2 separate regions of the Homo sapiens genome follow, and region 2 is linked to region 1. Evidence: read pairs that join two places in POLR2A ChIA-PET (ENCODE). Cell type or tissue: GM12878. All regions are shown on one strand. Each heading gives the region's core, and the rest is flanking DNA. Links, peaks and the distances in the headings are about the cores only. Region 1 overlaps LARP4 (La ribonucleoprotein 4). Region 2 overlaps LIMA1 (LIM domain and actin binding 1).

What was found. Peaks named below come from ENCODE experiments on the same cell type or tissue, not always from the same donor. Only the 100,000 strongest peaks of a DNase experiment are listed, where the experiment ranks them.
Region 2: POLR2A ChIA-PET joins it to region 1 with 16 read pairs; 2 of 35 experiments call an interaction of 5 or more read pairs at or near these places.

The regions. Positions count from the first base shown.
Region 1 is chr12:50,437,821-50,453,478 of GRCh38, reverse strand. It overlaps LARP4 (La ribonucleoprotein 4), which reads right to left. Exons shown (of 16, transcript NM_052879.5): 6 at 15,641-15,658; 7 at 12,930-13,040; 8 at 11,836-11,889; 9 at 1-19. Among named protein-coding and RNA genes, the nearest start is that of SNORD133, 11 kb to the left of the region's middle. In GM12878, for the core only: no CTCF peak of the experiment used is centred there; a DNase peak (open chromatin) is centred at 10,687; H3K27ac peaks cover 756 bases.
Region 2 is chr12:50,243,094-50,258,751 of GRCh38, reverse strand. LIMA1 (LIM domain and actin binding 1) reads left to right here. Exons shown (of 11, transcript NM_016357.5): 2 at 9,978-10,119. The coding sequence starts at 10,001. It also overlaps the pseudogene RNU6-1093P. Among named protein-coding and RNA genes, the nearest start is that of MIR1293, 17 kb to the right of the region's middle. RefSeq lists a silencer at 11,733-11,782. In GM12878, for the core only: no CTCF peak of the experiment used is centred there; a DNase peak (open chromatin) is centred at 4,577; H3K4me3 peaks cover 2,825 bases; H3K27ac peaks cover 3,861 bases.

The sequences.
Region 1 (15,658 bases), core at 3,770-11,769:
TGATGGCTTTTATCCTTGCCTAGAAGAGGAACACATTATAGCAACAAAGAATTAAGTGTATATTTTAAAAAATACATTTAATTTACATTTTAACATATATTTTACATGACTATACTATTTCTGCCTACAGTAGAATCAGTAGAGCAAAAGAAAAGAAAATGACAGCTTTAATTAATTAATAAATAATAAAAACGTTTTCATGGTATAAAAACCATAGTAAACAAGGTAAAACCCCCCCCGCCACACACAAACACACGTCAAAATAACCAGGTGTGCTGGCTCACACCTGTAACCTGAGCACTTTCAGAGGTCAAGGGGGTAGGATCGCATGAGCCCAGGAGTTCGAGGCCACCCTGGGTACCACAGTGAGACCCATCCCTTACAAGGAAAAAAAAAAAAAAAAAGCTGGGCATGGTGGCATGCAACCTGTAGTCCTAGCTGCTTGGGAGGCAGAGTGGGGAGGACTGCTTGAGCCAAGGAGCTGGAGGCTGCTGTGAGCTATGATCGCACTACCACACTCCAGCCTGGGCAACAGAGCGAGACCCTGTCTCTAAACAACAACAACAAGCAGAGTAAAAACCTCCCAAAAAACTAAGTCAAAACAGTAAATTGTAGCTCATCACAGGCAAGGGTACTAGTATCTCTAATACACGAATTGTAAAAACAGACATGAAAAGGCCCAACAATGCTATGAACAGCGTTCACAGAACAAAAAAAGGCAAACGGCTCTTAAACATATGAAACAGATGCTAAACTCACTCATAAAAGAAATGCAGGCATATGTAAAAATGCTCAAAATCACTAATCATCAAAGAAATGTAAGTTGAAATCACAAGATAGCATCTCACATCTATTAAAATGGGTGCAGCAAAAAAAACAACAGGAAGTGTTAGAGAAGATATGGAGAAAAGGGAACTTTTGTACACTGTTGCTGGGAAGGTAAATTAGTATAGCCAGTATGGAAACTAGTATGGAGATTCCTCAAAAGTTAAAAATAGGCCAGGCTCAGTGGCTCATGCCTGTAATCCCAGCACTTTGAGAGGTTGAGGCGGGCAAAGCACTTGAGGTCATGAATTCCAGACCAGCCTGGCCAAAATGGTGAAACCCCGTCTCTACCAAAAACACAAAAATCAGCTGGGCATGGTGGCACACGCCTGTAATCCCAGCTACTTGGAAGGCTGAGATTGCAGTGAGCTGAAATTGTGCCACCGCACTCCAGCCTGGGCAAGAGCAAGACTCTGGGTCAAAAAAAAGTTAAAAATAGAAGTACCGTATGATCCAACAACCCTATGTATATCCAAAGGAAATGAAATTAGTATGCTGAAGGGTATCTGCACTACTGTCTGTGTTGCAGCATTACTTATAGTGGCTAACATATGGAAACAACCCGGTGTCCACAGCAAATGAATCGATGGAGAAAACGTGGTGTACACACACACTGGAATACCATTCAGTTGTTTATTTATTTATTTTTTTGAGACAGAGTCTTGCTCTGTCGCCCAGGCTGGAGTGCAGTGGTGCAATCTTGGCTCACTGCAACCTCCGCCACCTGGTTCAAATGATTTTCCTGCCTCAGCCTCCTGAGTAGCTGGGATTAGAGGCACCCACCAACACGCCCGGCTGATTTTTGTATTTTTTTTAAGACACAGAGTCTCACTCTGTGGCCCAGACTGAAGTGCAATGACACGATCTCAGCTCACCACAACCTCCACCTCCTAGGTTCTAGCAATTATCCTGCCTCAGCCTCCAGAGTAGCTGGGATTACAGGCACATACAGCCATACCCAGCAAATTTTTTTGTATTGTTAGTAGAGACGGGGTTTCACCCTGTTGCCCAGGCTGGTCTGGAACTCCTGAGCTCAGGCAATCCACCCGCCTCAGCCTCCCAAAGTGCTAGGATTACAGGCATGAGCCACCGCGCCTGGCCTTGATTTTCATATTTTTACTAGAGATGGGGTTTCACCATGTTGGCCAGGCTGGTCTTGAACTCCTGACCTCAGGTGATCCGCCTGCCTTGGCCTCCCAAAGTGCTGAGATTACAGGCATGAGCCACCATGCCCAGACCCATTCAGTCTTAAAGAAGGAAATCCTGTCATTTGTGACAACCTGAATGAACCTAGAAGACATTATGCTAAGTGAAATAGGGCAGGCACATAAAGACAAACACTGCATGATCTCACTTGTATTTGAAATCTAACAAGGTGGAACTCATAGAGACAGTATAATGGTGGTTACCATAAGCTAGGGATAGGGGGAGGCAGGGACTGGGGAAATGTTTCATAGGGTATAAAGTTTGTGTTAGAAGAAATAAGTTCTGGAGAGCAGGGTGATGATAGTTAATAATAATGTATTATGTAATTCAAAATTGCTGACTTTAAATGTTTGCAATACCAAAAAGGCATGTATACAATTTGATTTGCCAACTAGAATAACTTAATAAAGCTGTGGGGAAAAAATATACCCACGTGACTATTCACTAACACTAATTGTAAAAGGTGAGGAAACCTATGGGCCCCAGAAGCAACCCAACAGTCCATCACCAGTTGAACACAACGTGTACATCCAAACAACTGAGTATCATAAACGTAAAAAAGAACTGAAAAAATGCTCTAAACACCATTATGAAGTGACTTCCAGAATACACTATTAAGTCAAAAAAAAATTAACAGGAGACAAGGCAGCCAGGCACAATGGCTCATGCCTGTAATCCTAGCACTTTGGGAGGCCAAGACAGGTGGATCACCTGAGGTCAGGAGTCAAGACCAACCTGGCCAACATAGTGAAATCCCATCTCTACTAAAAAAATACAAAAAATTAGCCAGGCATGGTGGTGCACACCTGTAATCCCAGCTACTCGGGAGGTTGAAGCAGGAGAATTGCTTGAACCCAGGAGGCGGATTTTTTTCCGAGATTTTCATATGGGAAAAAGGAGAAACAGACATGAGGCAGAAGAAAGGAAAACCATACAGCCTGAATTTAAATTGTAAGCATCAGTACAAACCTACATTTTTGTCTTAAAACATAAAAACTAAACAGCTCTGTCTAAAAAAGCTTAGAAACAATGACAAAACCAGTAGACACAAATACTACTTGTGTCTAGGCAGTGGTCCACAAAATACCATTTCCCCATAAAGTAGCCTAAGGATTTAAAAGAACTGGTTGACTCCAGTCCTTTGGCATGAAATGTGTAAGAGCCTGGAACATCTTGACAAACTGCACAGCAAGGTAACCAGTAAAGATTGCTACGGCTGGCCAGGCAGGGTGGCTCACGCCTGTAATCCCAGCACTTTGGGAGGCTGAGGCGGGCGGATCACGAGGTCAGATCAAGACCATCCTGGCCAACATGGTGAAACCATGTCTCTACTAAAAACACAAAAAATTAGCTGGGCGTGGTGGTGCACACCTGTAGTCCCAGCTACTTGGGAGGCTGAGGCAGGGGAATCGCTTGAACCCAGGAGGCGGAGGTTGCAGTGAGCTGAGATCGTGCCACTGCACTCCAGTCTGGCAACAGAGCAAAACTCCATCTCAAAAAAAAAAAAAAAAAAAAAAAAAAAAATTGCTATGGCTGTATAACAAAAGGTCTCAGGAGTCAATTCAAAGAGGCCAATATCAACACGAACAGTAAACACCCCAAATATGTTTAAATATTCAAAACCGAAAACAGATAAAAATTGGCTAAAAAATCAACACTTTTAAAAACTGGTAATAAAAGCCAGAGTCAAGCATGTAACATGGATTTCACATAGAACCTGTAACTCAGGGTAATGAAGATGAGTAAGAGTTTCTAATAAATGAAAAATAGATAGAGAAATACCACAATTTTAGCAATCTCTAATGAATTAACAGACCAATGAGCATAGCAGCTAGCTTTTGTATCCTCTCTATTGCCCCAAAAATCAAACCCTTGCTACCAAGGTAGCAAGGCATCATGCCTCTTGCTACCAAAATGCATGAAATATGGGAGACAGATCAGTATCTAGCTACTTTCCATGATAGCCATGTCTTTAAAAAACAGAAAAAGAAAAAAAGATCTAGCGACCAATTTGCATGAAAAACAGGAGAGAAAGGACAGAGAATCATGTTAAACTGCACTCAAGAATAAAGGCAGCAAAATCTATATTCCAAGAAACACTGCAAGACAGATAATGATTATCTTACCCATAAACTTCCAAAAGAAAAAAATACAAAGTTATAGGAAAAAACTACAGATTTTTATTTTTTATTTTACTTTCTTTTTGGACACAGTCTTGCTCTGCCGCCAATGTTGGGGGTGCAGTGGTGTGATCTCGGCTCACTGCAACCTCCTCCTCCAAGGATCAAATGATTCTCGGGCCTCAGCCTCCCGAGTAGCTGGGACTACAGGCATAAGCCACAAAGCCTGGCTAAATATTTTTGTATTTTTAGTAGAGACAGGGTTTCACCATGTTGGCCATGCTGGTCTGGAACTCCTGGCCTCATGTGATCTGCCTGCCAAAGTGCTGGAATTACAGGAACGAGCCACAGTGTCCAGACCAGATTTTTAAAGAGGAAAAAACGAGAAAGAAGGGGAATCAGGAAAATATGAAAAGTGACTAGGTACTTGATAATGTTCAAGACATTGTTCATTTTTAAAAGTCTAATGATGATATTGTCGTCATGTATTAAGAAAGAATCTCGGCTGGGTGCAGTGGCTCACGCCTGCAATCCCAGAACTTTGTGAGGCCAAGGCAGGCAGATCAACTGAGGTCAGGAGTTTGAGACCAGCCTGGCCAACATGGTGAAACCCTGTCTCTACTAAAAATACAAAAATTAGCCAGGCGTGGTGGTGGGTGCCTGTAATCCCAGCTACTCAGGAGGCTGAAGCAGGAAAATTGCTTGAACCCAGTGGGGCAGAGGTTGCAGTGAGCCAAGACCACACTTCACTCCAGCCTGGGCATAAGAGCAAGACGCAGTCTCAAAAAAAGGGAAAGAATCCCTCTTGATAGAGATACAAATCTTAATTTATTTATGGATGAAATCTGAAATTAAGGTTGAAATTTGCTTCAAGATGACTGGGGTTGTGGAGAGAAATGAGTGGGAATATAGAGGAAACAATGGCCATTTTCTACTAACTGTTAAAATTGGGTAACATTTATAGAGTTTCAGTCTTATAAAAAGAGTTCTGGAGATAGATGGCAGTGATGGCTGCAAATCATTGTGAATGTATTTAATAGCACTAAACTGTACACTTAAGAACAGTTAAGATGGGGGGAAAAAGATAAAACAAACAAAAATAAGAACAATTAAGATGGTATATTGTATGTCCATTTTGCCAAAATTTTAAAACTGGGGGCTGGGGCCAGACCTGGTGGCTCACTCCTGTAATCCCAGCACTTTGGAAGGCCGAGGCGCGTGGATCACAAGGTCAGGAATTCAAGACCAACCTGTCCAAGATGGTGAAACCCCATCTCTACTAAAAATACAAAAATTAGCTGGGCGTGGTGGCAGGTGCCTGTAATCCCAGCTACTCGGGAGGCTGAGGCAGAGAACTCCTTGAACCTGGGAGGCAGAGGTTGCCATGTGCTGAGATTGCGTCACTGCAGTCCAGCCTGGGCAACACGGCAAGACTCCGTCTCAAAAAAAATAGAAAAAAATGGGGGGGGAGTGGTGCGGAGCTGGGCCCAGTGCCTGACACCTGTAATCACAACACTTTGGGAGACCAACGTGGGAAGATCACTTGAGTCAGGAGTTTGAGACCAGCCTGGGAAGACAGCAAGACCCTGTCTCCACAAAAACAAACAAACAAACAAAATAATTAGCTACTCTGAAGGCAGAAGGATCCCTTGAGCCCAGGAGTTCAAGGTGGCAGTGTGCTATGATCACGCACACTGTACTCCAGCCTGCGCAACAAAGTGAGACCCTGTCTCTTTAAAAAATAAAATAAAATAAATAAAACTGGGGGAAAAAATTGGATAATGGGTAAACAGTAACTAATTATACCATTTTATCAATTTATATGCTTCAAATTCCTATATTACTTTTAAAAAGGAAAAAAATGCTCTAACACTTGGTAAATTTATAAAGCAGACCATTTTATGCACTGCTTGTGGCTGCTTTTGCCCTGCAAGTTGCTGCAACAGGAATTACATGGCCATCAACATCTATAATATTTACTGTTTGGCTCTTCAAAGAAAATGTTTGCTGACCCTTTTAATAAAACCACAGGCTGAGTATGCCTTACCCAAAATGCTTGGTACCAGCTTTTTTTGTATTTAGGAATATTTGCATTGTATTTTCCAGTTGAGTATCCCAAATCCGAAAATCCAAAAGGCTCTAATGAGCATTTCCACTGAGCAGCATGTTAGTACTCAAAAACTTTTCGATTTTGGAGCAATTCAAATTTAGGATTTGGGATGCTCAAGCTACATAATATGAAGATATAAGAAGGTTAGATTAGAAACCAAAGGCACACCAAGTTGCTGGGAATATCAAATGAAATAACACATGTGAAAGCATAAAATTACCACTGCAATGAATGTATGAAAGATACATTTTATGATCCTTACAGCCATAGGCCAGGAACCCTCCTCCACTCCTAAAATTGCAATCAGTCAAACAATAAGAAATCAATTATGGCCAACCTTGACAAACTGATTTTAACAAGACCTAAAAAATAACTATGGCTATTGCTTTTACCTAAGTAATGTCATACATTATAGTACACTTTAATGTTAAAATGTCCCCTAAGGAACTAAAATCAAGTAAACAGCATTATTTTAAAAATACAGTCCACTAGGCCGGGTGTGGTGGCTCACGCCTCCAATCCCAGTACTTTGGGGGGCTGAGGCGGGCGGATCACAAGGTCAGGAATTCGAGACCAGCCTGGCCAACATAGTGAAACCCTGTCTCTACTAAAACTACAAAAATTAGCCAAGCATGGTGGCATGCGTCTGTAGTACCAGCTACTCGGGAGGCTGAGGCAGGAGAATCGCTTGAAACCCAGGAGGCAGAGGTTTTGGTGAGCCAAGATCATGCCACTGCACTCCAGCCTGGATAACAGAGCGAGACTCCGTCTATAAAAAAAAAAAAAAATATATATATATATATATATAGAGAGAGAGAGAGAGAGAGAGAGAGAGAGAGAGAGAGAGAGAGAGAGAGAGAGAGAGAGAGAGAGAGGGAGAGAGAGAGACCACTAGTCAAGAAAACAGCAATTGGTCAGGCGCGGTGGCTCACACCTGTAATCCCAGCACTTTGGGAGGCTGAGGTGGGCAGATCATGAGGTCAGGAAATCGAGACCATCCTGGCTAACATGATGAAACCCCGTCTCTACTAAAAAATACAAAAATAAATCAGCCAAGCGTGATGGCAGGCGCCTGTAGTCCCAGCTACTCAGGAGACTGAGGCAGGAGAATGGCGTGAACCCAGCAGGCGGAGCTTGCAGTGAGCCGAGTTTGTGCCACTGCACTCCAGCCTGGGCGACAGAGCGAGACTCCGTCTCAAAAAAAAAAAAAAAAAGAAAAAAGAAAAAAAGAAAACGGCAATGAAAGAAATATTTCAGGGCATGGAACTGCAGGTGAAAAAGAATCAAAAAAAGGGAGGGAAAATAAGGACTCCAAGATGACCCAGATGTCAGACTGCAGACAAAGTTTTAATACAGCTCTTACAAGTACATATATTCATGGATAACATTTATGTTTCTAATAAATTGAAATTAAGGGGAAATCACAGCAGAGAGAGAAGAAATATTTTGAAAAATGGAAACTCTAGAATACAGCATCTAAAATATTCACTGGACAGTCCTATCACATTGGGGACAGCAAAAGAAAAGTTCAGTGAACTTGAAGATGAACCCAAATCCACAGAAATGATCCAATCTGGAGAACAACAACAACAACAAAAATAGGTTGAAGAAAAATGAACAGAATCTCAGTGACATCAATCAGTCCAACATATGAAATTGGAGTACCAAAAAAAGAAAGGAGAAGAGAGGGCAGAAAAAATTTTTGGCAAGTATTTGGAAATTCCCCAAATGCAGTAAAGAATATCAACATACAGAGCCAAGAAGTTTAGTATTTCCCAAGTATAATAAGTAAAAGCATACTAGACACACCATAGCCAACCTACTGGAAACCAAAAATAAAACATCTTGACAGCAGGCAAAGAAAAAGGACACATCATATACAGGGGAAGAACCATGTGAATGATGGTGAACATCTCATCAGAAACAAGAGTCCAGAATGGTATCTTAAAAGAATGGAAAATAATTTTAGCTGTCATCCCTGCATTCTGTATCCATGGAAAATACTCATCACAAATGCTGGGCGCAGTGGCTCACGTCTATAGTCCCAACACTTTGGGAGGCCTTAGTGGGGGGATCGCTTGCCCTCAGGAGTTAAGAGACCAACCTGGATGACACAGCAAAACTCCGTCTCTACCACAAAAAAAGTAGAAAAATTAGCTGAGCATGGTGGCATGCACCTGTAGTTGCAGCTAACTCGGGCCGGGGGTGGGTGCGAGGCAAGAGGAGGCTGCAATGAATTGAGATTGTACCACTGCACTCCAGCCTGGGTGATAAAGCAAGACACTGTCTCAAAAAAGAGTGTGAAATACCAGACATTTTTAGTTAAGGAAAAACTAAGAGAATTCGTTGCTGGTTGGTACTGTAACAAACACCAATGGAAGTTCCTTAGGCTGAAAGGAACTGATACCAGTTATTTTCAGGCATAGAAATCACAATTGAAACAGAATGAAGCACTGCCTCTTAATGAAATCATCAATAAATTAGGAAATGAGTGGATAAACATTATCCACTTAATGTCCCTTTCCTCCAACGTCATCACTTCTAAATCACAGAACTTTAGAAATGAAGAGCATGGACACTACAAAGAAACAAACCAGAACCTTACAGGTTGGCCTGACATACTCAAGATACAACAGCTGGTGGCAGAAAGCACCACCAGGATTGGAGTATAGCATTCCTTGCTTCTGCACCTGTCTTTCCAGGTGTTAGGTCATTTGATTTTAATAAATGGTATAAAAGTTAATGTGAATTTTCTTGCAACTTATGTTGCTATGTGATGGCTCATCAAAAGAAGCATAAAGAAAAACTAAAATGGCAGAGAAAAACATTACTTATAATAAAATATTTGTGTTTTTACTACTATATCTGAGACCCCCAGCAAAAGCAATAGAAATAAGAAATGGGAGGTATAAGGAATAATCAAAATAGTGATTATCTGTAGACATTAAAACATTAAAAAAAATCAGTAAGACACCAAGAAGAAAAAGCAACCAAAATTATTTTAAAGTAGTAAAAATGAATTGAATTAACAATGAAATACATAATAGTTACCATAATAATGAATAATGTAGGCTAAAACAACCAGCTGTCCCCAATTTAACCAATAAATTGAACAGAATTCCATTAATTCCATTATAGATTTTGTTTGGCTGTTTGTTGGAACTAGACAAATATTCTAAAATTGTTTGAAAATGTAATGATCTAAGAAGAGCCAACACAATCCTGAAAAATAGGGTCAAGGACAAAGAACTAGCAGAAATAAATAAGGATATTATAAAATGATGATAATTAAAACAGTGATATCTGGCCAGGCAAGGTGGCTCACACCTGTAATCCCAGCACTTTGGGAGGCCGAGGTGGGTGGATCACCTGAGGTCAGGAGTTCGAGAGCAGCTTGGCAAACATGGCAAAACCCCGTCTCTACTAAAAATACAAAAATTAGCTGGGCGTGGTTGTTAGGCACCTGTAACCCCAGCTACGCCGGAGGCTGAGGCAGGAGAATCGCTTGAACCCAGGAGGTGGAGGTTGCATTGAGCTGAGATTGTGCCACTGCACTCCAGCCTGGGTGGTAAGAGTGAAACGCCATTTCAAAAATAAATAAATTAAGAAAATAAAATTAAATTAAATTAAACAGTGATATCCAGGAATGCAATCATGGTGTGGTGGCTCACATCTGTAATCTCAGCACTTTGGGAGGCTGAGATGGAAGGACTGTTTGAGTTCAAGAGTTTGAGACCAGCCTAGGCAACATAGACCCCAACTCTACCAAAAATTTAAAAATTAGCCAGGCATGATGGTGTGCACCTGTGGTCCCAGCTACTTGGGAGGCTGAGGTGGGAAGATCACTTGAGCCTGAGAGGTCGAGGCAGCAGTGAGCCGTGATCATGCCCCTGCACTCGAGCCTAGGTGACAGAGAGAAAGAAACCCCAGTCTCAAAAACAAAACAAAACAAAACAAAACAGCCATATTGGTTCAGGGAAGCAGAACTCAAAGAAAACAGAGAATCTGAAACAAATCTCATAGCTGCAGAAGTTGCAGAAGAATAGAAATGACAAAAAATTAAGTGTTGAAATAAATGTCTTTCCATATATGGGGAAAAATAGAACTAGATTCCTATCTTATACTATATATAAAATTAATTCCAGATATACCAAAGACCCACTTCTGAAATACTTTAAAACTTTAAAGCTATTAAGAAGACTCAGGAGAATATCTTTATAAAAGCCTCAAAGCAGGGAAAGATAAAAGGGAGAAGAACATCATAGACAGAGGAAGTAGAATGACAGCTAGAAAACAGCCTCATCTGTAATATGGAAACTAATAATCCCACCTACTTCACAGCAATTATGAGATTTAAATATGGTAAGTTCTTAGAACCTCTTAATAAATGTAAGTCACTGTTATCCTAGTTCTTCCACTTACTAGTTATGTGAAACTAGGTAGGTTACCCTCGTGTCTTATTATCCTCACTAGGAAACTGAAGAAAACAAAAGCACTATCTCATTAGGTTCCTGTAAGGATTAAATGAGTCAATACATGTAAAGTGCTTAAAACAGAAAGTGACACACAGAGTTCAACACAGAGGGATTAGTAAGAATAATGTATTACATTTACAAATAAGAATAACTATAGCACACAGGGAATGAGGATCAAGTCGAACTAAGTGTATGTTACTGGATTATGGTTTAGAACACTAGCTCTGGTAGCAATGTGAAGAACAGATTGTTAAGGGGGGGAAAAACTGGTAACACAGCAGTTAAGAGGCTACTCCAAGTGTTCAAGCCTAAACAATGGGAGATTTTTGGAAAGCATTTTCACAGGACCTGAGAACAGATTAGACATGTAAAGACAGGGATCAAATGTGTCATCAGTGACAATGCCTAGGTTTCCAAATGGTTGTATTGATGGTACGTAGTGATGCAGTTAATTGAGATGAGGTTGAAAGTACTGTGAATATTTTTCATCTGTTACTAAAAATTATTTCTATTGCTCATTTTGAGATCTGGAATTATCTCATATGTTGTAAATCAGCATCTAATTAAACCTCATGCTATTTGAAGTTACCCCTTTGTAAAGAATTGCTGTACACAAAGTATTTTTATGGCTTATCAAAGGATTTTCTGAAGTAGCACATAATACAAGCCAGAAAATTTGTTGTTGTTGTTTTTGAGACAAGGTCTTGCTCTGTCCCCCAGGCTGGAGTGCAGTGATGCAATCTCTGCTCACTGCAACCTACGCCTCCCGGGTTAAAGCAGTTCTCCTGCCTCAGCCTCTCAAGTATCTGGAACTACAGGCGTGTGCCACAACACCCGGCTAATTTTTTCTATTTTTAGTAGAGATGGGGTTTCATCATATTGGCAAGGCTGGTCTCGAACTCCTGGCGTCATGCTATCCACCTGCCTTGGACTCCCAAAGTGCTGGGATCACAGGTGTGAGCCACCACGCCTGGACCAAGCCAGAAACTTTTTGAAAGTCACTATGGGTTTTTATAAAATATTATCTGTCTGTATTTTTTAAATTCTCATACAGAGAACCAAAACCTGTTCTGGTTTCACACTGATCTCTATTTCTTACCATAATTGGCTTGCCCTGAAATGTTTTAACTTCTTCTCTTAAGTATTTAAAAGCCTGTTAACAAAGCACAAAAAAAACTTTCATTAGCATTCAAACATTTCAGTAAAGTTATCTTTATTATGTTGAGAGTTTAGTATTAAACTATAAAAACAAAATTATGTAGGTGATTCCACTGTGCAGGTGGACAGGGAATGAAAAAGTAAAAATGTAACGCCTTCTCAATCACAGTTCATATTTATTGTAGAAAAGCCACCATGGATTACTGCAGACAAAATGCATTAGGATTGAAAACAGACCCAAAATATCCCTAGAAACCAATTTAAAAATGATCAACTTTCTAATAAATTGTTTTAAAAAATAAAAATCTGTGAGTGATTTTTAAACACCCTTATCATAGATATATTTGTGTTTCAAAGGATTATTTCTCTTTAAGACATGTTAACAATTAAGAATAAAACCATCACCGGGTGCAGTGGCTCATGCCTGTAATCCCAGCACTTCGGAAGGCTGAGGCAGGCGAATCACGAGGTCAGGAGTTTGAGACCGGCCTGACCAATATGGTGAAACCCCACCTCTACTAAAAATACAAAAAATTAGCTGGGTGTAGTGGCGGGTGCCTGTAATTCCAGCTACTTGGGAGGCTGAGGCAGGAGAATCACTTGAACCCAGGAGGTGGAGGTTGCAGTGAGCCGAGATTGCGCCACTGCACTCCAGCCCGGGCGACAGAGTGAGACTCCGTCTCAAAAAAAAAAAAAAGAATAAAACCATCAAGTCAAAATTCCAAGAATTTTGTTTATTGCAGACCTATTATGTACTAAAAATACCACTAGGTACATGGTTCTCGATCCCTATGTTAATTTTAAAACTGTTATGTTAATATTCTTATCGACAGAAAACAAACTTCCTAAATCAAAACTGAAAAACTTTAGGAAGATGATCAAAAAGGAAACCAATTGAGCAAAAGCAAAAGGGTGACCAAGGTACTCACTAGTCTTGATAAACATCAGTGTAAACACACATTTTCTCAATTAAAATATACCACTACTTATTTTGCCACTAGGATGGACTTGTATCAGAAAATGTTTTCTTCTTACCTGTTGTGCATCTGTGTCTGACTGGAAAGTGATATACCAGTTGCTATTGTGTGCAAACTCACAGCTTATCACTTTGGGGCAGTTTTCACTTTTGAACAAACCTTTCACTTCCTAAAAAGAAAAAGAAAATTAGTTAACTCTAAAAAATACATCAATAATTGGCATTTTTTGTTGGTTTGTTTACTAGTAATGTTAAGCCTATCTTCATGTCTTTGGTCCTATCACTTCACTTAACTTTTGCCCATTTTTCCACTGAGGATGGGCTGTTTCAAAACAAATACAGAGTTAATAGGAGATATATTTGAGTCTGGTCTCAAACTCCCGGATGCAAGCGATCCTTCCGCCTGAGCACTCCAAAGTGCTGAGATTACAGGCACGAGCCACTCCACTTGGCCAGGAGATGTATTTTGTACATGATTTTGGGATGATTTATTTTACAATAAGCAAAGCGTAAGTATTTCACTTCCAGTGGCAAGCTAAATGCTTAGTGAAATCTCCCCTGTCCTTTTCCTGCCTGGCCTCCCACAGGACAAGTGATATCTTTCATTAACATTTTCTAGGCAATACAAATTTTCACGCATTCTCATTTAATCCAGTTGCTTTGCTTACAACACATACATTAGTTAATGTGCAAACATATCTTCTCTTTTCCGTAATTAGTATAAATGTAAACAGAAACTCCAACAGCTATATGGATTCAGAAAAAGGGTGACTACCAAAACTCAAAATGGTAAAACTGTTAATGGATTGAAAGAAGCTTATTAAAAAAAAAAATTAAGTGAACATTAAGTATCCTTAAGAAGTAACAGAAGGAAAGAAAATATCTACTGAAATAGCAAAGGTCAAATGCAGCCTGAGAGCTCAGTGGCTCACTTCTGTAATCTCAGCACTTTGGGAGATTGAAGTAGGGGAATTGCTTGAGCTCAGGATGAGCCTGTACAGCATAGCTAGACACCATCTTTACCAAAAAAAAGTGAAAATTGGCTGGGCATGGTGGCTGGCTCCCGTAGTCACAGCTACTTGGGTGGCTGAGGTAGGAGGACTGCTTGAGCCAAGGAGTTTGAGGCTGCAATGAACTATGATCGTACCACTGTACTACACCCTCAGTGACACGGCAAGACCTGTCTCAGAAAACCATTGATTGAGGAAAAATTTCTTAACATGAAAAAAAAATTTTAAAAGCAAAAAACAAAAAACTCCTCAAAAACCCAACAAAACATTTGGTACCTTGTTTTATTTACTGTTTTTCATGTGTATGAACTCTTTATGTATTCAGAATATGAATTGTAATAACCGCAAAAATGATAATGAAATGGGGCACAGTGGCTCACGCCTGTAATCCCAGCACTTTGGGAGGCCAAGGTGCACAGATTGCTTGAGCGCAGAGGCTTGAGAACAGCCTAGGCAACATGGCAAAACCCCATCTCTACAAAAAAGTACAAAAATTAGCCAGGCATGGTGGCATGTGCCAGTAGTCCCAACTACTCAGGAGGCTGAGATGGGAGGATCGCTTGAGCCCATGAGGTCAAGGCTACAGTAAGCCATGACTGTGCCACTGCACTCCACCCTGGGTGACAGACTGAAACCCTGTCTCAAAAAATAAAACAAAATAACACTCTGTTCTAAATAGCTAATCAATTACAATGTCAGTTACTAATTATCCTCATCTTCTTTAATGTATATCACCTTATCATGGCAACTTAACATGAAGCTCTGTGGCACAGTGATTATGAAACATGGGCTTTAGAATCAGAGAGATCATGTTCAAACCCAAACTCCTGTCATTTAAGAGCCCTTGTATCCTTGAGCAAGCTACGTAACCATCCTAACTGTCAGTTATTTCATCAGTAAAACAGGCAATAAAACCTTTGGCTTTAAATAATTGCAAAGTAATAACTGGGAGAATCTAATTGTCAAATTGATTATAATGTATCATTCAAATATTATTTTATTCCGGTACGTGTACCATACCATCTTTATGACTGCAACTTTGCTTTATATAATATTTCGCTGAACAATAGGGTTAGTCCTGCCTCCTTAATCCCTTTTTTTTTTTTGAGACAAAGAGTCTCACTCTGTAACCCAGGCTAGAGTGCAGTGGCTTGATCTCAGCTCACTGCAAGCTCCCAGGTTCACACCATTCTCCAGCCTCAGCCTCTCAAGTAGCTGGGATTACAGGCGCCCACCACCATGCCTGGCTAATTTTTTGATTTTTAGTAGAGATGGGGTTTCACCATATTAGCCAGGATGGTCTCCATCTCCTGACCTCACGATCCGCCTGCCTCAGCCTCCCAAAGTGCTGGGATTACAGGCATGAGCCACCCCGCGCCCAGCCCTGCCTCCTTAATCCTTAATCAAAATCTAGTTTTTCATTCATTCTTACAGATGAATTCTCAAGTTCCCAAAATAGCCTATTTATATATTAGTTGCCATTGAATCAATCTAGTAAATTCAGAATGTTTCACTGCAATACTTTGTCTACCCTTCTAAGAAAATAGAACTATATCTTTTCCTTTCTCTATACCATCCTAGTACTTCAGAATTAATGAAACAAATTAGTATTTAACCTTTTCACAGTAACTGATGAAGGCACTGACTTATGCTTTGCTTGTGTACCTCTTCCAATTTTTCTTCTTTGCCACGAAAGGCAGAAGAAACCTCTTTTAATTTAAACAGAGAACATTTAGTGTTAACAATTATTAATAATTTACCTCTATTGGTGTTGTTTC
Region 2 (15,658 bases), core at 3,377-11,376, 190 kb after region 1:
GGCTTGAAGCCGGGAGGCAGAGGTTGCAGTGAGCCGAGATCGCACCACTGCACTCCAGCCTGGTGACAGAGTGAGACTCCATCTCAGAAAAAAAAAAAAAAAAAAAAAAAAAGTATAGGTAGATATAGAGCTAAATAAAGAAATGTGTGCCTATAGGCCAGGCACAGTGGCTCACACCTATAATCCCAGCACTTTGGGAGGCTGAGGCGTGAGGATCACTTAGGCCCAGGAGTTTGACACCAGCCTGGACAATACGGGGAGACTCTGTCTCTACAAAAAAATTTAAAATATTAGCCAGGCGCGGTGGCATGTGTCTAGTCCCAGCTACTTGGCAGGCTGAGGTGGGAGGATCATTTGTGCTCAGGAGGTAGGCTGCAGTGAGCTGTGATTGCACCACTGCAGTCCAGCCTGGGTGACAGTGGATTCTGTCACACACACACACACACACACAAAAAGCAGTGTGTATACATGGGCCAGTATACATACATATAATTCTTGGTTTTGTCCACTAAGACGCCTAGAAGCAGTGACATCTCAGTGGCAATGAGCATAACTAGTAGTGCCCAGATGCTAACTTCTCCCATAAAAGAAAACAGGGCTCCTTGGGGAAATAGTTGATTCCAGGGCTGAGGCATGGTAAATACAAGACGAGCCTGGAACATCTTGCAGTGCTAGAAAGTAAGGAAGTGCTAAAAACAAAACAAACAAAAAACAGGGCAAGTTGAGAGAACACTGGAGCCAAGCCAAAAACTCCAAGAGCTGGAACAATTTAAGCAATAAAATAAGGATAGTATTGGATTATAATACAGGGAATAAAGTAACTATCTATGAAACCATCCTAATATAAATAAATGGTTGGGCTGGACGTGGTGGCTCATGCCTGTAATCCTAGCACTTTGGAGGGCCGAAGCAGGAAGATCATCTTGTGGCATACTGCCAAGGTTACTACTTGAGACCATCACTATGACAGTTACTACTGTTACTACTTGAGACCATCATTATAAGACTGAACTAAGGGTGTGGAAAGCAGAAATGAAAACTTAAAAGTAACTATTTTAAAGGAAGGGGTCAGAGGAAGAAAAAGAGAGTTCCCTGCTTCTAGTGAGCAAAGGCAGCCCACTGAGCTTCCACAGCCCTTTGTATTTATTGGGTAGAAAGAGCAGGGAGGAGGAGGTAACGATTGGTCAGCTGCTTAATTGATCACAGGTTCATATTACTGTTAACAGGTATCAATTATGCCTAATCACAAGAAACACTGCTGGTGTGACTGCCCTCAGCATTCCTTCTGGGTGGCAGATGCAATTTGTCAGTTTGCCAACATTCTGCATTCATGAGAACAGTTTGCTGTTTACTCATATAGCCTCCAGTGGTATACTGAGTTGATCACGACCCTCACTCTTTCGGCCTTCAACATCATCTGAGCTCAGGAATTTGAGACCAGCCTGGACAACATAGGGAGACTTCATCTCTATGTAAATGGTTCTAAGTAATGTAAAATCTTCTAAGTAAATGGTTGAATAAATGAGGGAGAACAAATCTTCGTTATAGAAGAATTTCAATTAATAAATGTAGAAAGGATGACAGTAACAGAAAATCACCATTAGAATACCAGTAATAATTGCCATAAGCAAGACACACCCATGAATGCTAAAATTAATGGGAAAAAGTTTAAGGAGAAACAGAGTCAAAGTTCTCCCTCATAATATTTATGAATTACAAAGGGAAAACAAATAATAACTTTACAGAGGAGAAACCTGATATACCACATTAACCATGTGATCAAGGCTAATGTCGTGAGTAATAAGACATCACATCAACATCACGTACCCTCTGATATGATGCACTGTGAAGGGAACATCAACTCTGGATTATTCCTTTCAAACATTTATAATCTCAATCTAATCTGAGAAAATATCATGTTTTTTAAAAAAACTTTTTTTTGTTTTGTCTTTTGAGTATTGCAAGATGTTCCAGGCTGATCTTGTATTTGCCCTTCCCCAGCTCTGGAATCAACCGCTTCTCCAAGGAGTCTTGATTCTATTTTATTGGAGAAACCAAGAAACCCAAATTGAGGAACATTCTACATAATATCTGACCAATACTTTCAACAATATCGAGGTCATGAAAGACAAGGAAAAGCAGAGTAACTGTCATAGATTGGGGTAGACTTAGGAAGACACGACAACTAAATGCAGTGTATGATCCTGAAACAGAAATAAGACGTTAATTAAAAAACTGGTGGAATTTCAATAAAGTCTATAGTTAATAGTATTGTACCAGTGCTCATTTCTTAGTTTTGCTAATTGTACTATGGTAATATAAGATAAAGCTAGGTGAAATGTATATGGGAACTCTTGTACTGTTTTTGCAACTCTTATGTATGAAATTGTTTCAGAATAAAAGGTGAGTGCTCACTTCAGTCATACATATACTAAAGTTGAAATGATACAGAGAAGATTAGCATGGTCCCTGTGTGAAGTTAACACACAAATTTGTGAAGCAGTCCATGTTTAAAAAAAAAAGTTTAAAAAAAAAAGGTTAAAGAACTATTAACTTCCAGCCAGGCACGGTGGCTCACGCCTGTAATCCCAGCACTTTGGAAGGCCGAGGCGGGCGGATCATGAGGTCAGGAGTTCAAGACCAGCCTGACCAACATGGTGAAACCCCATCTCTACTAAAAATACAAAAAAAAAAATTAGCCGAGTGTGGTGGCACATGCCTGTAATCACAGCTACCCAGGAGGCTGAGGCAGGACAATTGCTTGAACCTGGGAGGCGGAGGTTGCAGTGAGCCGAGATTGCGCCACTGCACTCTAGCCTGGGCGACAGAGTGAGACTCCATCTCAAAAAAAAAATAAATAACTATTAACTTCCAAAAAATGTTCAAGAATGTGAATTTAGTCACTATTTTTGTACAGAAATATAAATTTAGAAATGTAATTTTCTGAAAAAACATTATGTAGCAATGTATTTCATGTTGCTTTTATTTAAAATTCCCTTTGCAACTTGAAGTTTTTTAGTTTTTTTTTTTCTTTTAATTGCTCCCTTTTACCTGATGACATTCAAATTGGGAAGAGAGGTTGGTAGAAAAACTAAAACTCTACAATCTATTTCTTAAAAATAATGTTTTTCTTTTCTTTCTTTCCTTTCTTTTCTTTCTTTTCTTTACTTTTTTTTTTCTTTTCTTTTCTTTTTTTTTTTTTGACAGGGTCTGGCTCTATAGTCCAGGTTGAGTACAGTGGTGTGATCACGGCTCACTGCAACCTTAACCTCTAGGCTCAAGTGACCCACCTCAGCCTCTTGAGTAGCTGGGACCACAGACACACCACCATGGCCAGATAGTTTTCTGTATTTTTTCTTTGTAGAGACAGGGTTTCACCATGTTGCCCAGGCTGGTCTCAAACTCCTGAGCTCATGTGATCTGCCTGCCTCGGCCTCCCAAAGTGCTGGGATTACAGGCATGAGCCACCACATGTGGCCCATTTTTTCTTCATAAGTGAGTTTGTAGTTTTTACTTTGTTCTAATTTTTTGAGGCTATGTTCAGGAAGCCATACAGCTTGAATAAGTAACCATCTCAGGAGAAAAAAAAGAGAGGAGGCCACTGAGATCGGATATATAAGAACAGGATTTTATTAGTGGCTTGGGGAGGGCTGGTTGCAGGGCCAGCTCATTTATTTTTTGGTTTGGTTTGGTGGTTTTTTTTTGTTTTGTTTTTTTTGGTTTTGTTTTGAGACAGAGTCTTGTGCTGTTGCCCAGGCTGGAGTGCAGTGACACAATTTTTCTTCTGCCTCACCCTCCCGAGTAGCTGGAATTACAGGCATGCACCACCACGCCTGGCTAATTTTTGTATTTTTAGTAGAGACAGGGTTTTACCATGTTGGCCAGGCTGGCCTCGAACTCCTGAACTTAAGTGATCCACTCACCTAAGCCTCCCAGAGTGCTGGGATTACAGGCATAAGCCACCGCGCCCGGCTGTTTTTGTCCAAGCCTGGTTTCTGAGAGACAGTTTCCTTGGTCAGGAGAGTCTGTAAATGAATTTATTAGAATAGGTTTCTTGGAGCAGTTACCGGCCTCACCGTAAGCAACAGCTTGAGGAAGCAGATACCTGGGGCAGATTTCCCAGTGAGTCACTCTTCAACTTTTCAAGGACCTTTGTTCGAGAGATCTTTATCTCCAAGCTACAGCTTACCCTACCCTAGGACAATTTAGTGGCCCATCTCAAGCTACCTGGTTTGATAAAAGAACATTGATCCTGGGAGTTAGAACTCTAGCTCTAATACTAACCAGCTGGTGACTTTGGAAAATGATTGGAGCTTTATGCATCTCAGTTTCCTCACTGTAAAAAAGGGGATTTGGTTACTTGATTTCCAAGCTACTTTCTTAATGAAAAAAATCTGCCATTTGTATCTGAAACTGAAGGCATCTTCCTTCTCAGCAAACTGTTCCCCTTTCTATGTATACCATTTATTTGTCATGCAACGATCCTTCTAGTCTCTGAAGCTAAAAATCTGTGTTTATTTTTGTTATATGTTTCCTTTAACTCTTGCAGCCAACTGTCTTCCAATCCAGCAGTTCTTCCTTCACAGTTCATGTGGTAGTAGAATGCATATGACTGAAGAGAATGGGTTTTGGAGTCTGAAAGTCTGAAAATGGAACTCATATCTGAGAGAGACTGTGTGGGTGGGGAGAGATAATATACCTTTCTTTTTTTTTTTTTTTTTTTTGAGACAGAGTCTCGCTCTGTCGCCCAGGCTGGAGTGCAATGGCATGATCTCGACTCACTGCAACCTCTGCTTCCCGGGTTCAAGCAGTTGTCCTGCCTCAGCCTCCCAAGTAGCTGGGATTACAGGCGCCTGCCACCATGCCTGGCTAATTTTTTGTATGTTTAGTAAAGACAGGATTTTGCTACATTGGCCAGACTGGGTCCGGAACTCCTGACCTCAGGTGATCCGCCTGCCTCAGCCTCCCAAAGTGCTGGGATTACAGGCGTGAGCCACCATGCTGGCCCCAATACCACACCTTTAATGCAGGCCAATGAAAGCCAGTTACTACAATGGAGGGTATTCCAAGTGAGCCCAGGATAACTTTTAAGTTTCCCTGAAAGCAGGAATGATTATCTCTGATATTCACCACTCTGGGAAGATACTCACCACTATTCTCTTACTGAAAAATAATTTGTATGGGTTTTCAGCTAGGTGGTTCAGGGATTTTTCTAGCTGGTTTTCTACATTGGCTAAAAGTGGCGGTTTTAATCATTCTTCATTAATTGTAGTTGAAAGAAAATGGACTTTGGAATCAAACAGAATATGCGTTTGAATCCCAGCTCTGCTACTTTATAGCTAAGTGATCTTTGTAAAGTTAATATGTCTGAATCTCAATTTCGTTACCATAAATATAAGACAATAAAACCAATCCTGTAGAATGATTGTGAGGATTGAGATATATGCAAAGCATAAAGTTAGTGTCTTAAAATCTTCCAAGAGTCGGATTTCTAACTTTAGCTTTGAATTTGTAGTTTCCTATTGTATATCATTTGGATTTCTCTTGCTGACATGTATGTCTCAACATGTGTAAATCAACACTCATCATTTTCCCTCTTCTTTCTATATTTACTGTCTCTGTTAATGGAATCAACAGCCTTCCATCATTCGGGTTTGATGATGCCAGCTTTGATTCTCTTTTACCCTAAGTTCATTTTATTCTAAGAACTGTCAATTTCTCTCTTCCCACTTTTCCATTTCCACCTACCCTAATTAATTTACGAATTTAAACCTTGATTACCTCTCACTTAGTTTCAGGATCTTCTTGACTAGTAATTTAGACTCCAGTCTTTTTCCCTCTTAGCAAGTTGCACACTACTGCTGAATAATATTTTAAAATATGATGTTAGTCATGTTACATGCTTTTTCAGAAACTTTCTGTGTTCCACCAGAGAGACTGTGGTTAATCCACTACAGAGATCTTATCTTACAGGTGTGGATATTGAGGATCAGAAACTTTTTTTGTTATAAAAACCATGCATGTGCTAAGTAAATAGCACATAAGATTAGACCTAATCTCTGATCACTCATGGGTTACTTCTTCCCACTATTGAAATATGGCCCAAACTCCTTAGCATGGTTTTCTTCCCAGTCAGGCCCCATTATGTCTTTTTTTTTTTTTTTTTTTTTTTGAGACAGTTTCGCTCTTGTCACCCAGGCTGGAGTACAGTGGTGCAATCTCGGCTCACTGCAACCTCCGCCTCCCAGGTTCGAGAGAGTCTCTTGCCTCAGCCTTCCGAGCAGCTGGGATTACAGGCGCGTGCCACCACGCCCAGCTAATTTTTTGTATTTTTAGTAGAGATGGGGTTTGGCCATCTTGGGCAGGCTGGTCTCAAACTCCTGACCTCAGGTGATCCGCCTGCCTCAGCCTCCCAAAGTGCTGGGATTATAGGCGTGAGCCACCACACCTGGCCAAGTCTTGTCTATCTTCAACTTCTCTTGCACCTAGAGTTTAACTCACTCCCCAAAGGTGCTAATGCTATTCTCCTCCTTCCTCCTCCTGCCTTCACTTTGATGAAATTCTGCCCGTTCTTTAAGTCCCAAGTCATCTGATATCTTTTCCTTTCCCTCTCACAAAGCCAGAAAATCAGGTCTTGTATTCCTACACCACGCATAGCCTCTAACCACATTCTGTCTTGTACTATAAATATTTGTGTGTATGTCAGCAAGCACAGTAGATTATGTACACCATTCAGGCAGGGACATCTCCCTACATCTCATAAGAAGTAGTTATTCAATAGCCTGGTACCAGAGTCTATCAAAAATCATGTATTGATTCTCACGTTTATCTGTTTCATAGGTACTAATCACATTGCTAAGAAATAACATTATGCTTCTGTGAAGACAAGTGTGGTCAGGGTGAGAGTCATCTCATTCCCTGAGTGTAAGAACTCTAAGAACTGTGTGCCTCTCCTAGCTGTATACCAAAATAGATGTTCTGACTTTTCTTAACTTTCTGGCTGGGAGTAATCAAAACCACGGACTTAGACTTGGGAGTTAACCTTTTTTTTCTTTATCGTGCTCGGTATCTCAAATAATAAATCCTTTTCCTTTTTTAGAAACATACCTTTTTTTTTTTTTTTTTTTGAGGTGGAGTCTCATTCACTCTGTCACCCAGGCTGGAGTGCAGTGGCATGATCTCAGCTCACTGCATCCTCTGCCTCCAGGGTTCAAGTGATTCTCCTGCCTCAGCCTCTCAAGTAGCTGGGATTACAGGGGTGTACCACCACACCTGGCTAATTTTTGTATTTTTAGTAGAGTCTGGGTTTCACCATGTTGGTCAGGCTGGTCTTGGACACCTGACCTCAAGTGATCTGCCTGCCTCGGCCTCCCAAAGTGCTGGGATTGCAGGTGTGAGCCACCGTGCCTGGCCTGCAAATGTATCTTGTATATATTTTTTCCCCTTTGATCCAGAGTTGATCTTTATGGAAGAACTGACAGTATTTATACCCACAACTATATTGGTAGTATATTTCTACCAAATAATATCTTAAAGCATTCATTAGCATTTCCTTAACTTGCCTTACAGAGTTTAAAAAAAACTATGATAGTTTTATATAGTTAAGTTTAGCTGAAATGTTTGTTGCTTCTGTGTCTTTTTCATCTTAGAGAAGGGGCTGGCATTGTTTGGTGAGTCTGCCAGTTTAATACCAGATAGACAAATAGGTATCATGTATTATTTGGTACATTCCAGTTTATTGCAAAGTACATGTATAGAATTAAGATTATTTTGTTCAGGAAGAAAAGAAAACATTAAAAACACTAAACAGTAACATTTATTGCTTACTTATTCTGTATCAGGGTCTTTTCTTCTTTATCTTATTTATTTCTCATAAGAATACTGTGAAGTAAATGCTATTATTATGGATGAGAAATCCAAGTTTTAGGGAAACTTTTCATTAAGTGATGAGGCCAACATTCCCACTTAGACTTATCTGTCTCTAACCCAGAGCTCCTTACCATTAAAGGGCATACTATGCCTTCCAACATGAGGATTAAAACATATTAACAAAACTAGTATTATTTTCCGACAAGGATTTCATTGGAAGAACAAATATTACATGTAGAACAGTAGTAGTGTGGTCTTTTAGAATTGTCCATTGCTTATTCTGCATCACGGGACTTTTTTTTTTTTTTTTTTTTTTTTTGAGAACATCTTGGTCTGTCACCCAGGCTGGAGTCCAGTGGCGCAATTCATAGCTCATTGTAGCCTCCAACTCCTGGGCCTAGTAGCTAGGACTATAGGTGTGTGCCACCACGCCCAGCTAATTTTTAATTTTTTGTAGAGAAGAGGGGGTCTTGCTATGTTACCCAGGCTGGTCTCAAACTCCTGGCCTCAAGCTATCCTCCCAAAGTGCTGGGATTACAGGTATGAACCACCATGTCTGACCCAGGACCTTTTTTTTTTTTTTTTTTTTTTTGAAACGGAGTTTCGTCCTTGTTGCCTGGGCTGGAGTGCAATGGTGTGATCTCGGTTCCCTGCAACCTCTGCCTCAAGCAATTTTCCTGCCTCAGCCTCCCAAGTCGCTGGGATTATAGGCATGCGCTACCACTCCTGGCTAATTTTGTGTTTTCAGTAGAGACAGGATTTCACCATGTTGGTCAGGCTGGTCCTAAACTCCTGACCTCAGACCTCAAGTGATCCACCCACCTCGGCCTCCCAAAGTGTTGAGATTACAGGCATGAGCCACCATGCCCAGCCTGACCCAGGACTTTTAATGTGAAATGGCAGCTTGAGTTGCTGGATTTAAATACTCTCTGTGTTCTACAGTTGTCAAGGTTATTGAAAGCAGTACCTGATGAACCATACATTCAACCAGATCAGTTATGCTCTTCGGTTGCCAAGAGCTGCAAGTAGTACTTTATTTTTCTTTTACTTCTGGTAAGCTGTGAATTAGCAGTACTTTATTATTATTTTTTTTTAGTTTTCAAGACTCCTGGATCAGAAACAAAGTGGTACTTTATATTTTTCACTCTTCAAATAAGGAAACTGTTGACTCATTTCTAATCTCTCGTCTTCTGGACAAAGGTTGGAACTCCTTTCCTTTGGTAATTAGTGGGGCAAAATAACCAAACGATCCAGATTAATGGGTAGGGACTAGGTGATATCAAGGGTATGGCTTTATGTATTCTTTGGCTGAAAGGGATGTTGGAAAATAGGGTTTGTCTCCTGAACTTAAAGTACATTATACTTCTCCTTGATAAAGGCTTTAAAATGAGAATTATAACAAGAGTCAATGATAATAATTATACTTAAAATGCTCTTAATACTACTGTAATATACCCAGTATTTTAAATATATTATCTCCTTAAATCTATATCAAAACCTCCTAAAGATAGATATTATCCTTATTTTTTAGCTGAAGAAAGTGAAATGGAAAATATTACATAATATGTTCAAGGTAACAAAGTTAGGATTTCCCCGAAGTCTGTCTCACCTTAAAGCCCTGCTCTTCCTATTACACCACGCTGCGCCCCCAGCTCTCTCCCTGGCACTGAGTGGCCAGTGCTGCAGAGCTTGGGGAGAGAGGGCAGCCAAAAGAAACTTGAATGTAGGTAGAAACTAATTTGGACCTGGCTCTACTGAGATGCTGACTGTACCTCCCCTGGGATGTAATTCAGAAGAGGGAAACATTTCACTCCAAATGTGACTTTGGAACAGACTTCAGTTCAGGGAAAGGCCAATTGATGTTTGCACAGTGGGGTCAGTCATAAAATGGAACTGGAAGGGACCTTAAAGGTCATCTGGTGTAGCCTCCTTTTATAAGAAACCACAACCCAAAGATATTGGATCATTTGACCAAGGTTACACAGTTTGGGGGAGAACAGTGGAGGAGTGTGGTCTGCAAGTTTAGGGCTCTACCACACCACTGCCAATCCTTGGATGTTGGAGAATCCTCTTCTGTGTCTAATGTTCTGACTTTCTTTATTGCATAGGTATTTCAGTGTCTGTAGACAAGATGGAATCATCTCCATTTAATAGACGGCAATGGACCTCACTATCATTGAGGGTAACAGCCAAAGAACTTTCTCTTGTCAACAAGAACAAGTCATCGGCTATTGTGGAAATATTCTCCAAGTAAGTGCTGATCCTGGTCCAAAAGGACCATCTGTCTGGAGCACACATTGCCACCTGTCAGGGAAATTGGTGAAGGAAGTACATAATGTAAAATAATTTTATTGGGCGCCTCGTGGATTTTAAACACTATATGAGGTACTGTGGAGAAGGAGGAGGAGGGTAATAATCAGAAGATACATTCTATTCTTTGAATTTTTGTTTAGTTTGTGGAAGAAACAGTTATAGACACAAAAATTATTTTAAAAAAGATAATTATGAAATAATTATAAAGCAAAATATCAGCAAGTCTAAAATGAATAGGAGTGAGGATTAGGTACAGAATAAGAGACAGAGCATCACAGACAGGAGCTCATCAGGAAGGCTTTCTGGTTGAGATGAGTGTTGAGGCGAGTTTTGATTTGGTTGAATGGTGCGTTAAGCACTCTCTATACCTGCACTTTCCAATGTGGTAGCCACTATATAGGTGGCTATTTCAGTTTAAGTTAATTAAAATTAAATAACATTTAAAATTTAGTTTTAAATGTTTACCAGCTGCATTTATCACTTTTCAAGTGCTCAGTAACTACTTGTTGGTGACTGTCGTATTGAACAGCACAGAAACATTTCATCATTGCACGAAGTTCTGCTGAAAAGTGTAACCTACACAGGCACACTACAGCCCACTGGCTGCTGATTAGTAAATAAAACTTCATTAGAACACATCCGGTCAGGCGCGGTGGCTCATGCCTGTGATCCCAGCACTTTGGGAGGCCGAGGTGGGTGGATCACTTGAGGTCAGGAGTTCAAGATCAGCCTGGCCAACATGGTGAAACCCTGTCTCTACTAAAAATACAAATATTAGTCGAGCATGGTGGCACATGCCTGTACTGTAGTCCCAGCTGCTCAGGAGGCTGAGGCAGGAGAATTGCTTGAACCCAGGAGGCGGAGGTTGCAGTAAGCTGAAATCGTGCCACTGCACTACAGCCTGGGCAACAGAGCGAGACTCTGTCTTAAATAATAATAATAATAATAATAATAATAATAATAATTCCAGCATTTATTTTGCTTTTGAAGCTCCAGTTTGGGCAGGATCTCTGCTCTACTTAGCATCAGCCAGGGTGGCCCAAAGGCTGGGAGCTGTAATCATCAAAAGGCTGGCTCACTCACAAGTCAGGCGGTTGATGCTGTCATCTGGGATCTCAGCTGGGGCCATGGTAGGAACACCTACACATGGCCATTCCATGTGGCTGTTTGGCTTGGTGGCTCAGTTCCCAGGGCAATCATCCAGAGACAGAGGGAAGGAGGGAAGAAAAGGGGGAGTTCAAAGTTGTGTTGCCTTTTATGACCTAGCCTCGGAAGTCATACAGTATCACTTTTACCACATTCACTTCATTAGAAGTGAGTCACTAAAGCTGACTCATTTCGGGGAAGGGCAATTTGACTCCACCTTCTCTGATAGGAGGAATGTCAGAATTTTTTGGACATTTTAAATTTTTTTAATTAAAAAAAAAATGTTGAGACAGGGTTTCACTCTGTCACCCAGGCTGGAGTGCAGTGGTGTGACCACACAGCTCAGTGCAGCCTCAAACTCCTGGGCTCAAGCAATCCTCCCACCTCAGCCTTCTGAGTAGCTGGGACTATAGGCACACACCACTGTGCCTGGCCTGGACATGTTTTAAAATCATCCTATATTCTGATTCAGTATGTGTGGATAGAGTCCAGGAAATTATGTTTTTAACAAGTATCCCAGGTAATTTTTACCTTCAGGGAAGTTTAAGAAGCACTGGTAGTGGAAGGGATGGACTTGTGGAGTCAAAGCAGTGAGCTTGAAGTGGAATGAGTCGAGTCTAAGATAGGAGATTGAAGCAAAGGATTATGGAAGCTGAACACGAATAAAGGGAATAGGAAAGCAAGCAGTCTGCCATGGAAAAATACAGAAGGGAGAAGGAACTGGTGTAATTCATTTAGGGCCAGATGGAAGACCTCGGATGCTCTGCTAAGGTTAGGATTTAGTAAGAAAACCAGGGAACGCAATTGGTTTTCATGTGGGGAGAGTGACATGATCAGACCGGTATTTTAGAAAAAGCCTTCTGGCAACAGTGTAAAGCTATATTAGAAAGGTGAGAGATTGGTAACATGGAGACAATTTATGAGGCTCTCTTGGGAACCCAAGTGAAAGCTGTTGGGGGTCAAGGGGGAACAGGAATAGAGAGAAAGGGAAGGATATCAGACGGTGTTGAGATGTGATTATGGGACTTGGAAACTCCCTGTCCTGCACAGAAACTTCTCCACGTTCTTACCCTTTTCACCCTCCTTAGCCCCACCTGTCTTTAACTAAACTTGGCTTTCCCTTGACATGCATGACATGCATTCTGTGTTTGAGCAGTGGCTGCCTGCTCTTTCTTTTTTTTTTTTTTTTTTTGAGATGGAGTCTCACTCTGTCACCCAGACTGGAGTGCAATAGTGCAATCTCAGCTCACTGCAACCTCCGCCTCCTGGGTTCAAGCGATTCTCCTGCCTCAGCCTCCCGAGTAGCTGGGATTACAGGCACATGTCACCATGCCCGGCTAATTTTTGTATTTTTAGTAGAGATGGGATTTCATCATATTGGTCAGGCTGGTCTTGAACTCCTGACCTCATGATCTGCCCACCTCGACCTCCCAAAGTGCTGGGATTACAGGCGTGAGCCACCACGCCCGGCCTGGCTGCCTGCTCCTTCTGCACATGCTTCCCTGAAATATTTTGGGGGCCAGGGTTGCTACTCTTCTATATCTCCAATAATGTTTCCCATTCATTGTTTCTCATGCCTGCTTCTGAAGTTCTAGACATGTGCTTTCAGGCTCACATCTAACTATAATGCACTGTTATCCTCCCCTTCATTGCAGTGGCGTGCCAGCCTCCAGGGGACGCTGGCTTCTAGCATCATTTTTTTTTTTTAGTGTTTCTCACTGGGGGTGCTGTAGCATTTGGGGTAAGGCAGATCTTCCCCATGCAGGGTATTCATCATCATGCCCTCCTCTAAATGAACCCATGACATTGTGACAACCAAAAAAGAAAAAAAAAAGTGATAGGGGAGAAAACCCAACAAGATTCTAACACATGTGTCTAAATGTCCCCCAGGGCCATTGGCACCAATGGTGTCCTCATTAAAGGATCACTGGGTCCACATCAGTGACCTGTCTGATACTTTGGGCTCATAATTTCTTTTCTTTTTCTCTCTCTCTCTTTTTTTTTTTTTTTTGAGACAGGGTCATACTCTGTCGCCCAGGCTAGAGTGCAGTGGTGCAATTATGGTTCACTGCAGACTCGACCTCCCAGGCTCAAGCAGTCCTCCTGCCTCAGCCTCCCAAGTAGCTGGGACCACAGGCATGCACCACCATGCCCGTCTAATTTTTTATTTTTGTAAAGACAGCGTCTCACTATGTTGCCCAGGCTGGTCTTGAACTCCTGGATTCAAGCGATCCTCCTGCCTCAGCCTCCCAAAGTGCTGGGATTACAGGTGTGAACCACTGTGCCCAACCTGGACTCATAATTTCTTGATCTTCCCTGTTTCTGCAACCTGCATGTTGTCTCCCATGCCTCTGCCTCCCGTCTCAACCTATCACTCAGAATCCTTCTCTGAAATGATGCATTTGGAGAACCTACTGTTTGATTGGAGCCTTCTGTTTTTCCACTTGTTTAACTCTTATTCCCAGTGACCCTGTGTTTTGACCTCACCAGGACACCCAGCCCTGGATGTCAGTCCCCTTCCTGGCCTCACTTTCTTCCTTGCCCAGCTCAGTCACTTCAGTGAGGCTCTCACCTCTTCCCCAGTGCCTTTCTCACCACTCTATTCTGTCATTGTCCAGCCCAGCCAGTTCTCATTAGGATTTGGGTCCTATAGTAGCACTAAGGAGAGTTAAGAGGTTGGAAAAGGCTTCATCTTTAGGGCCTTCTTAATCTTGCAGAGAGAAAGTGCAGAGGGATCTCACAGGTCCTTCTCATGGTATACTGGGTTCACTGTCTTTTCTCCATGAAGGCTGAAAGGATTGCAAAACTGTCAATCCTGAACCCATTAATTACAATCAGTGTGCCAGGCACCATGCTAGACCCTTGATAGAAACACATACTATTTTGGCTGGGCACGCTGGCTCATGCCTGTAATCTCAGCACTTTGGGAGGCCATGGCAGGTGGATCATTTGAGGTCAGGAGTTCAAGACAAGCCTGCCCAACATGGTGAAACCCCATCTCTACTAAAAATACAAAAAAATGGCTGGGCGCAATGGCTCACACCTGTAATCCCAGTACTTTGGGAGGCTGAGGCGGGCAGATCACGAGGTCAGGAGTTCAAGACCAGCCTGGCCAACGTGGTGAAACCCTATCTCTACTAAAAAATACAAAAATTAGCTGGGCATCGTGGCCCATGCCTGTAATCCCAGCTACTCGGGAGGCTGAGGCAGGAGAATTGCTTAACTGGGACCTGGGGGGCGGAGGTTGCAGTGAGCCGAGATCACGCCACTGCACTCCAGCCTGGGCTACAGAGCGAGACTCTGTCTCAAAAAATAATAATAATACAAAAAAATACAAAAATTTAGCTGGGCGGTGGTGGTGCGTGCCTGTAATCCCAGCTACTTGGGAGGCTGAGGTGGAAGAATCACTGGAGCCTGGGAGGCGGAGGTTGTGGTGAGCCAAGATCATGCCACTGCACTCCAGCCTGGGCAACAGAGTGAGACTCCGTCTCAGAAAAAAAAAAAGAAATATATAAAATATATACTATTTTGAATCCTAACAAAAACTATATGAGGAAGGGGCTTTACCCCTCTTTTATAGTTGAGAAAACTGAGGTAAAGGAAGTAACCTGCTGAAGTTAATATTTGAGTTTGTTCCTGTCACATATTTTTCTTCTGATGTGCTTAACACATGGAACTGGTTTGGAAAGATGAATAGAGTTATTTGGTAGGCTTGGAGAATGCTGAAGACATTCCAGAGGAAGGGGAGCAACAGGAGGTAAAGGCATAGAAGTAGGACAGGTGGTGGTATATACTGAAAGGAGTGAAAACCAGGGAATCAGCCTGGATTTCTGTTCTAGGTTTTATACTCAGTGGAAACACGTTGCTAATATTACTTAAGGTTTGTAAGGTTCACTCACTGCAGCTTCCCAAAGAAGACTGCAGGACTATTTTCCGAGATCAGTTGAGATCAGGCGCGTTGAGGGTGGTATGGCTGTAGACTACAGGACTATTTTCCACAAAGCATATACTAATGTCTGTTTCCAACACCTAGTGGCTTTATATTTATGGGGTTTGCAAATAGTGAGTCCTATACAAGCCTAGCTAAAAACAGTAGGAAAACTTAGGAGGTCTCTGATCAGAGATTAATATGAAATTGTTGTTTGGAGGAAGCTTAATCTAGCTGATGTTTGTAGATAAGTCAGCTTTACTTTCTAATTGTTAACAGTGCATTTTGTGTTTATATGTATAGAAGAGTACTTTTTCTAGCATCAGAGCTTGTGTCCCATGGTCCTTTATAGCTGCAGGCTTATTTCTCTGACTAAGCCTCTATAACAGTCGTTAAATTTGA